2 separate regions of the Homo sapiens genome follow, and region 1 is linked to region 2. A link is an interaction called in ENCODE POLR2A ChIA-PET data of the cell type or tissue named here. Cell type or tissue: OCI-LY7. All regions are shown on one strand.

What was found. Peaks named below come from ENCODE experiments on the same cell type or tissue, not always from the same donor. Only the 100,000 strongest peaks of a DNase experiment are listed, where the experiment ranks them.
Region 1: POLR2A ChIA-PET joins it to region 2 with 8 read pairs; 5 of 35 experiments call an interaction of 5 or more read pairs at or near these places.

The regions. Positions count from the first base shown.
Region 1 is chr1:113,768,229-113,773,228 of GRCh38, forward strand. It overlaps RSBN1 (round spermatid basic protein 1), which reads right to left. Exons shown (of 7, transcript NM_018364.5): 5 at 1-161. Among named protein-coding and RNA genes, the nearest start is that of PHTF1, 11 kb to the left of the region's middle. In OCI-LY7, no CTCF peak of the experiment used is centred here; no DNase peak of the experiment used is centred here.
Region 2 is chr1:113,857,119-113,862,118 of GRCh38, forward strand. It overlaps PTPN22 (protein tyrosine phosphatase non-receptor type 22), which reads right to left. Exons shown (of 21, transcript NM_015967.8): 2 at 2,234-2,342; 3 at 1,884-1,960; 4 at 1,360-1,455; 5 at 620-658. All of the region lies in intron 3 of AP4B1-AS1 (AP4B1 antisense RNA 1), which reads left to right. Among named protein-coding and RNA genes, the nearest start is that of PTPN22, 12 kb to the right of the region's middle. In OCI-LY7, no CTCF peak of the experiment used is centred here; DNase peaks (open chromatin) are centred at 1,473, 2,543 and 4,753; H3K4me3 peaks cover 3,831 bases; H3K27ac peaks cover 4,805 bases.

The DNA.
Region 1 (5,000 bases), 89 kb before region 2:
CAAATTGTACAGCTTTCAAAACTCCAACAGCAGCCGTACTCTGCCAGTCAAACCCCTGACCGACATGATCAGCATGAGCTCTAGTCCTATCTTCAAAGAGAACTTCGCGGGGTTCACTGGTCCGAGGTAGGTACTGGAGATTTTTTATTTCATTCATTGATCTAGAGTTGATTTGGTTGTTAAACAAAGGGTAAGCAAGGAAGAAAGAGACCAAAAAAAAATTAATTAATAGCAGTAAGGCAAAAAAGTCTGCTAAAATACCAGATTTAAATAAGATGAGGACTGAGAAGGGTTCAATGATTATGATCATTAGCATTTAACACACTATATTATAATGCTTAATGTAATTACCTTCCTCTCCCTGTGTGCCATAATAAAGCTGAAAATATATCTTAGATTAGGCTCAAATGTAGTGCTTCTGTTCTAGCAACAGAAAATAAAAGTCAAAGTTTAAGGCTTCTTTACCCTCATTCATCTTATTTCCAACTCTCAAAATATGCTACTAGTGAGGCTGCCCTCACACAGTTAACAAAACTCTGGATGGAAATATAGCTATAATTAAGCATTAATCAGGCTGCACTTAGACCCACTTTCTTATAACTAAAAGTCAGGTAACACTAGATACTGACCATTTGCATCCCTGTTGTTCCTACAGATAGAATTTCTTGGAAGTGGGAAAACCTTTTTGTGAAAAAAAAAATATATATATATATACTTTTTTTAAAAAAGAATTCTAGTGTTAGCATCATAAGGCTTTTGTTTAAGATAGAATCTCTGATGTTAAGAATGGCTTAAGCAGATCCTGAATTCTGGCAAAACAGCTGCTGCCAACCAATTTAAAGACCCCCACAGAAAAACCTAATCAGCATGATAATAGTTTATTCATCCCTTTGTCCATGACTTCACTTTGTACTCTCGGACCAATAAACATCTCCACACATCAGCCCATTCCAAAACCTTTAAAAACCCTCACCCCCAAACTCCTCAGGGAGACAGATTTGAGATTTCCTCCCATCTCCTCCTTTAGTGGCCCTACAATTAAACTTTCTCTGTTGCAGTCTGCTGTTTTGGTGTACTGACTTGCCATGTGCATCAGGCAATGACCCTATTATAGTTAAACTAGAGTTCTGATTCAAGATTGCAAACCAGGCATCCATGTTATCTCCTTCTACATTAAAATGAAAGTAAAAGTCTTCAAACCAATAATAGGGGAAGTGGGGATTAGATGGGAGAATGGATTAGAGTACAGATGAAACAGAATTAGCCATGAGTTGACAGCTGTTGATTGTATATTAAACACACAGCAGTTTATTATATTGTTTTCTGCTTTTTTATGTGCTCAAGAATTTCTAAATATAATAATCTAAAGATGATAGTGAATAAGAAGCAACAAAGGAAATGAATTAATGAATGAGCAATATCAACAAACTTTTGCAAGATGGAAAATGATCCTAGTACCTGAGACTAATAAAACTGTGCAGAGAAAGCCACAGGCATAGAATACACAAGAAGGGATCAGCAGCCAAAAAGGCAGCAGACCTGCCCAACAGACCTTGGAAAAGCCTGAGTCCAAAAAGAAGCCAGGCATAATAATGATGAACAGAAATGAAGTGAGGCTGAGAAAAGGGGAATTAAAGTGAAATTCTGCAAATAAACAAGTCATCCCTGCAGGTAGAAATGTAGACAGACATTTAGCCCCACATGGAGTAGACTATGGCTACCCACCCAGCATCCATTCCTCCCCTTTAATTCCCTGACAGAACCCTAATTTTTATTAGGCATCTCATTCTGCCCTGTATGTGACCTCATTCACAAGCTCCAGAGTTAATTTCTGATGAGTACTGGTAAATTATGGTAAGCTCATTTCCCCTGACAGTGACTGATTTAGGAATAGACATGAACTGATTCTGTCTAATAGTATGAAAGGAAATATGCTGAAGAGACTTCTGGGAAGTTTCCTAGCTCCTAAGAAAGAAGTACAAGAAAAGATACTATCTTCTTCTATTAGATATAGCCAAATCAAGATGTGATGTCTAGAACTGCCTCAGCCATCTAGCAACTATAAAGGGAGCTAGTGTAAGTAAATAGCCTAAGCCAAGAGAATGTTAGAACAGAGAAAAGGAAAGAATCTGGTCCCTTGATAACAGCACTGACACACTGACCATATGGTGCCTAGAACCAACCTCTCTGGACTTCTCGATATACAAGACAGACATTTTATTTTATAAACAAGTTTGAACCAAAATTTTTGTTGCTTATAGCCAAAAACATCCTGATAAACTTTCAGCCAGAAAAACTGCACATTCTCTAAACACATGGAAATTGCCACAAAAATAGAACATAATCCTCTGAAATTTGGGCACATCATTTAGTGTCCATTTCTATGCCTGTTCACTCTAAGTTGACAACTGACAATTGTCTACCTGTTGACAAGACTCACCAAAATATAAATAGAACTCACAATAGACCCAATGCTTTATTTTAACATATGAATGGGTCAACCGAGAATCACCAGCTTCTGAAGATAGCAGCCTGACAGAGAAAAACCAAAATGAACAATGCTAAAATTTTAAAACACCAAAGAAAGGTTAGAAGACAAAAGTCCAGTAAATGTCTCCGAATCAAAAGCAAAAAGATAATAGGAAATATGAGGACCATCAAACCAGGAGCTCTATTATTCAACCAATAGTAGTTTCAGAAAGAAATAAGAGAAAATGAAGAAGAAATTACCAAACCAATTAAGTAAGAAAAATTATCAGAAAGGAAAGGAGACATGAATCTTTCAATTTAAGGTGACTACTAAACAACAAAAAGTATAATTAAAAAATAAGAATGAAAGACTCAAGACATATTGTGAAATTTCAGACTGCTGATGATAGAGGATGCTATAAGCTTGCAGACAAGAAAAAAATAGGATACCTACAAAAGAATAAAAATTACACTAGCATTAGGACTTCTCATAAATAATATTAGATGCCAGAAGACAACAGAGCACTGCTAAAAACACTAAGAGACAACACAACTTCTGGACTTCAGCTAAATTATAAATCATGTTTATTAACAGAAAAAGAAATTTTCAGACATATAATAACTCAGAATACCTCCTTTTTCTTAAGACTATTCCTTGAGAATGTGTTTAAGCAAGAGAAGGAAATAAATCTAGGAAAACAACAACCATAGGTTAATGCAGAAAAGCATTAAATAGGAAGTCCTAGGTGGATAACTGAAATAAGCCTTCTATAGGCAGAACACAGAGTTCCAAAAGATATCCACATAAAAAAACTGATATGTTACAGCAGACAGTATGAAAAAAATTCTAAAAGGCATGAGGATATGATAAAAGAACAGAATGCTAGGTAACTACCAACACCAATGTCCTCTCAAAAAAAAAAAAAAAGGTTATAAAAGAAAGCCATAGTCAAACAGATGAGAAAGTCAGCGTGGTTCTGGAAGAAAGTAATGTACCTTAACTCTAACCCTATAAGCAGTAAGGAGAATGGAAGCAATAAATAAAAAGATGGGAAGCAATAAAGAGAACAGAAGATATTTAGGATGGTCAAGAAAAGTTTATGTTCCTACCTCAAAAAAAAAAAAAAAAAAAAGGAGGGTAATCAGAAACTGCAGGAAAAACAGAACACTTTTTTATGTTCCTACCTCAAAAAACAGGGCAATCAGAAACTGCAGGAAAAACAAGACTTTTTTTTAAAAGAAGTTATGGTACCAAATATAAAACTTTCAAAAAATGTGACATGGTTTTAAGTACGTAGGTGAAATATAGAAAAGAAAGATGCTTTTGCATATTCTTCCTTTGAGTGATGATATAACATTGAAACCTTAGAATATGAATTAATAACTTAATAGCTGGGTCTGCAGTAAACATAGCTAGCCATAATATTTTAGAATCCACTTATTGACAAGGCATGTAAGACCTAATGATAATTTTAAAAACAGAATATGAATTAACCCCAGCAATGTGTAGGGACAGCTGACTGAAAGAAGAAATGAGGAGGAAGAGGATAAAGTAGGGGTCATCTAACTATTCAGAGAACATGTAAGAGGACGGAATACCTGCTATCATACCAAAAAATCAAAACCTGTATAAAAACATGACATGTATATCATACATATATGCAACTATTATATACACAAGATTAAAAAAATTTTTAATTAAAAAAAAACCCTGCCAAAGCCTTTTTAAAAAAGTATTATAAACAAATGGGTTTTGCCTCTCGTAAAAATATATTTGCCTCTGGGAAGGAAAAGTGGGCAGGATTTTCCATTGTAAGTCTTGCTGTATTATTTTATTTTTAAAAAACTCTGTACACATATTTCTTTAACTCTAGAGTTCATAAATCCAAAGATGAGCTTCAGTAGCAGTGTCCTTGGTAACTGAACAGCTTCTCACATTTTTATTCCACCATTTTCCACAAGTTTTCACTAACACAAAAAGATGGACATTAGTATTTACATTTTGATTCATTCAATTCTAATTCAAAATGCTTCTGAATGCCTCACTTAAGAATATTTAATACCAACAGAAATAAAATTTGATGGCACCTCAGATGCATTATTAAATAAATGATGTTGGTACAGCTGCCTAACTACCTGGAAAAACATGTAAATCTCTTCCTCTATACTGAAGCCAATTCCAGGTGGATTAAATATGTAAATACTGAAAGCACAGAAGTACTAAGAGAAAATGTAGGTGAGTATTTTATAACACTGAATAAAAGAAGGCTCTTCTAAGCCTATTGCTAAAGGAGAAACCTCAAAGGATAGATCATATAAACAAAAACTTCTGTAAGTAAAGAAAAAAACACCGAAGCTGAAAGCCAAAAAAAGATAAAAACTTGGAACAGAAGGGAAAAAAAGCTTAATAGTCATAATATATATGGGATTTTTACAAAAGAAAAACACCAAAATAGAAACATGTATAAAGGAAATTAAAAGGAAATCACCAAAGACAAAATAAGAAACCCCTCAAAAAACAGCAAATTAAA
Region 2 (5,000 bases):
ATGTAACCAATATAAAATAATTATCAGATATTTGGCATTTTTTACTAAGTCTTCAAAATCCAGTGTATATTTTATATTTATAGCTAATCTCAATTAGGATGCCAAATTTTGGAAATATTTTATTTCCATTTAGATTTAATAAAACTTACATTTGAAAAATTTTCACATACTCAAACAGCTTTCTGATAACTGAATTGCATGTCAGTTTTTAAGTTTAAATCAATTAAAATAATTGAGTTCCCCAGTCACATTAGCCATATTTTAAATGCTCAATAGCTGTATGTGGCTGGTGGATGCAATATTGGACGGCACAGGATTAAAAGCTCTGGCTGGCAGTTAAAGATATCTAATTAATAGAAATGGGCAAGTGATTTGTTAATCTTAAAAGCATACCTTGTTTTTAACTGTAAAACATAGGGTCTACTGAGAAAACAAACAAATAGGATTCTTAGGAGAAAAAAAAAATCCTCTGAGAATCACGTGGCATTCCCAAACTGAAAACTATGAAGATGACATAAGTTTTATCTAGGTACACTCAGGTAAGTTCTGCTGCCAATTTCCCTCTCCTTTTTCTTCTTTCCTTTGTTTTAAGGTCAGCAGGTACTAGAAAGTAACTTACCTTTCCCATTTCATACTCCATGCATGCCATAACAATGATCTGGGGGATGAAATAGATAGAAACTTAAACATTCATATATAGTTAGAAAGAGCAGTTAATACATGGATCCCAGACTCAGAAAGTATTAACCGTTCTTTTTTCTGTTTTGTCGTTTTTTTTTAACCAAAAAATAAATCCTGGTGACTTATAAAATATTGCTGCTACTCTTCCTTCATTCTGACAATACTTCCCCTTTCTCTGTTCAGACCAGTAATCTTGTTACCAAATGAGCCTGTCAAGGTAAGAACTTTCTCATTTTTAAATTTATTTTTATTATTTTTTAAAACTTATTTATTTTTGAGACAGGGTCTCATTCTGTCACCCAGGCTGGAGTGCTGTGGCACAATCTCAGCTTACTGCAGTCTCAACCTCATGGGCTCAAGCGATTCTCCCATATCAGCTTCCCCAGTAGCTGGGACTACAGGCACACACCACCACTCCCAGCTAATTTTTGTATTTTTTGTAGAGACAGGGTTTTGCAATGTTGCCCAGGCTGGTCTAGAACCCCTAGGCTCAAGCTATCCACCCCTCTTGGCCTCCCAGAGTACACCTGGCTGAGAACTTTCATTTCCTTGGACAAGAATGGCATTGTGATTCTGACTAAAAGATGCCTGAACCCTGAAGTTCCACTGACCAATTTTTTAAAAGCACTGTTTTTAATAAAGTAGAGAATAAAGTAACAAAAGCAACACCATACTTACAAGGACACTATATTCCCAAATCATCCTCCAGAAGTCCAGGAGGGTTGTAGATAAAGGACCCTGGGTGGCAATATAAGCCTTGGGTCCATAAACTCCCTAAAGGGGAACAGAAATTACACGGGGTGACTACAAATAATACCCTGTTCTCACCTAGTCCTCCGCTTCCTTTTTTTTTTTTTTTTGAGATGGTCTCACTGTGTTACCCAGGCTGGAGTGCAGTGGCATAATCACAGCTCACTGCAGCCTTGACCTCCTGGCTTCAGGCAATCCCCTTTCCTCAGCCTCTCCAGTAGCTGGGACTACAAGCGCATGCCACCACACCTGGCTAATTTTTTAACTTTTTGTTGAGATGGGGTCTCATATGTTGCCCAGGCTGGTCTGAAATTCTTGCGTTCAAGTGATCTTTCCGCCTCAGCCTCCCAAAGTGCTGGGATTACAGGCATGAGCCACTGAGTCCAGCCAGCCCTCCCCTTTTTTTGGGTATCTAGAGAAATATGGAATGCTTTTATTTTCTTTCACTGTACCTTAATGAAGTTGGCATTGATGTAGCTGGAATCCTCATCAGAGGTTATCAGGGATAGTTCTACCCGGCTATAATCATCTATAATACAAAAGACAGACATAGTACAATTAAGAGGGCTTAGTCAGCAGATTTAAATCAGGGCCTAACACTGTGAATAGTGTATGCTCATGAGTGAACAAGTGAGTGAATGAATGAATGAATGAATGAATATTCTTTTGCAGTCATAAATAGTACAAACTAAGTTGTCAATGCCATGTTCCAAGATCAGGATCAGTAAGCAATGGGTACAAAGAGATAGTAATGATTGAATTTGGGAGAAAGTATGAGTTTATAGAGAGAAATGGAACTTACAGGGCAAAATATCCTTATATCTGTTTTTCTTGATATTCTTGGGCTTCTCAGCCACAGTTGTAGGATAGGTTTTGTCTGCCTTGTACTTGGTAGATTGCCTTTTCAGCTTCTGTAATAAGATTCCAAGAAAAATTAATCTTCCTAGAGAAATGAGGTAAGAAGCTATCTCTAAAGAGCTTTCCTTTTCCACTGGCAAAACATTCTACCTCAACCCTTTTATTATCTTCTGGTTCTGACTCCGTTCAGGACAGAGCTGCAGAGCATAAGGAGACCTGAGTTCAGTGACATTTGGGGAAGTGAAAAGATCACACTTACTGCAGCTGAGCCATAGATAGCGTGAACTTAAAAGTGAAACTTGTGAATATTTTAAGAACCAAATATCTTCTGGAAGCAAGCTATATGCTCCACCCAATGGGCAGATATTAAAAGCTTAATTTACTTTCTTTATAACTGCTTTTTAGTTAAATGGTCAACTGGAAAATAATTAAGTTCTATTAGTCTTTTTACTTCAGATCGCTTTTTTTTCTAAGTGGAAGTGGAGCTTAAGCTGAATAAAATTTCTCTATATCTAGCAAAATTTCAAAGATTTCAGTTCCAAAAGCAGTCACTTTTTTTTTTTTTTTTTTTTGAGATAAAGTTTCACTCTGTCACCCAGGCTGGAGTGCAGTGGCTTGACCACAGCTCAATGCAGCCTCAACTTTCTGGGCTCAGGTGATTCTTCCACCTCAGCCTCACCTCCCACCTCAGCCTTACCTCCTGAAAGCTGGGACCACAGGCACAAGCATCACACCTGGATAGTTCTCATATTTTCAGTAGAGAAGGGATTTCACCATGTTGCCCAGGCTGGTCTCAAACTCCTGGGCTCAAGCAATGCACCTTCCTTGGCCTCACATAACTTTTATTACTGTAGATTATCATAATTGTTCTATTGTATTACTAGCTATTATTGCTAATCTCTTATTGTGCCTAATTTATAAATTGACCTTAATTATAGATATGTATGTATAGGTAAAAACAACATAGTGTACGTAAGATTTGGTACTATCTGCAGTTTCAGGCATCTACTATAGGTCTTCAAACACATCCTCCGTATATAAAGAGAGCCTACTGTAGTTTGAATTCCTCTGGATTTTCAGAACTGGATTTGAGAGGAGAGATACTGAACTGATATCTTTTTGTTTGTTTGTTTGTTTAACTTTGAACCCCAAGAAGCTACTGAACTATCTTTATAGCATATTTTTACTTCAAGATGGATATGGATACAAGTGGACTAATTTGGGAATTTAAGGACACATGAAAGACTAGGCTGAATTTCAGCTGAAGTTACACCAATTTTTCAAATCTCCCTGCTCTTAAGCAACTTCAGAATGATCATTTTCAGGTTGCTGTTGATCCCAGGGCTGCTGAAAAGATCTCAAGTCCCAGAACAGTTTCTTCTAGGAGTCTCCAGAACTAAGCTCAGTGCATACTCCTTGTTATACTGTTTTTATTTATTTTTGTTTTATTTTGCTTGTGGAACGCTTTCTAGGGAGAATGCTATACACAAAGCCCTTTGCGTAAGATATCCTTCAATTAATTTGGCAAAATGTTACAGATAAAGGTGATGGGTGTGTGTGTGTATGTGTGTCCTATATTTGTTTAGCTGCCTTCACTGCTACCTTCAACAATAAGGCAGAATGGCTTTCATTTTTCCTACTCCTTTCCTCCCCCTCGAGTAATCTAGCTGGATGACAAAAGCAGACACTCTTAGCAAAACATCACACAGGAAATGCCTACAGAATTATTCATTTGTAATGTATGAAAGATTTGATTTTTTTCCCTCAAACATCTTATCTTAAGGTCATACCACTGTGAAGTCTTCCTTTTTCTTTCTGTTTTTTTGTTTGTTTGTTTTTGTTTTTGTTTTTGAGACAAAGTCTTGCTCTATCGCCCAGGCTGGAGTGCAGTGGCATGATCTCGGTTCACTGCAACCTCTGCCACCCAGGTTCAAGCAATTCTCATGCCTCAGCTTCCAAAGTAGCTGGGGTTACAGGCGCCCGCCACCATGCCTGGCCAATTTTTTGTATTTTTGGTAGAGACGGGGTTTCACCATGTTGGCCAGGATGGTCTGGAACTCCTGACCTCGTGATCTGCCCGCCTTGGCCTCCCGAAGTGGTGGGATTACAGTCGTGAGCCACCGCGCCCGGCCAATTTTTTTTTGTATTTTTAGTAGAGACAGGGTTTCGCCATGTTGGCCAGGCTGGTCTTGAACTCCTGACCTCAAGTGATCCCCCCACCTCGGCCTCCCAAAGTGCTGGGATTATAGGCATGAGCCACCGCGCCCGGCAGGCTTCATTTTTCTCTTCCACCTCTCTTCCTGCCAGACTCCCGGGCTCCAATATCCCAAGAAAGAACAAATTAGGGCAAAATTAGGGCAGAAAAAGTAATAAACTACACCAGAAAAGGAGGAACCCTGAAAGTAGAAAGCAAAAGGGTATAAAAGAGGAAGCAGGGTCATGGGGATGGGTTTAAGTTTGTGAAGAAAAGATATGAGATCTAAAGGGTGAAGGTATTTCTTTGCCAACTACAAGGTAGGGGTGTGAGTTCCCTAGAGGAAGTACCATCAAGAGAAGTCAGGGGAATAGTTGCCAAGAGGATAAAGTGAAGAGACTGGGTGCGGTGGCTCACACCTGTAATCCCAGCACTTTGGGATGCCGAGGCAGGCAGATCACTAGGTCAGGAGTTCGAGACCAGCCTGGCCAGCATAGTGAAACCCCGTCTCTACCAA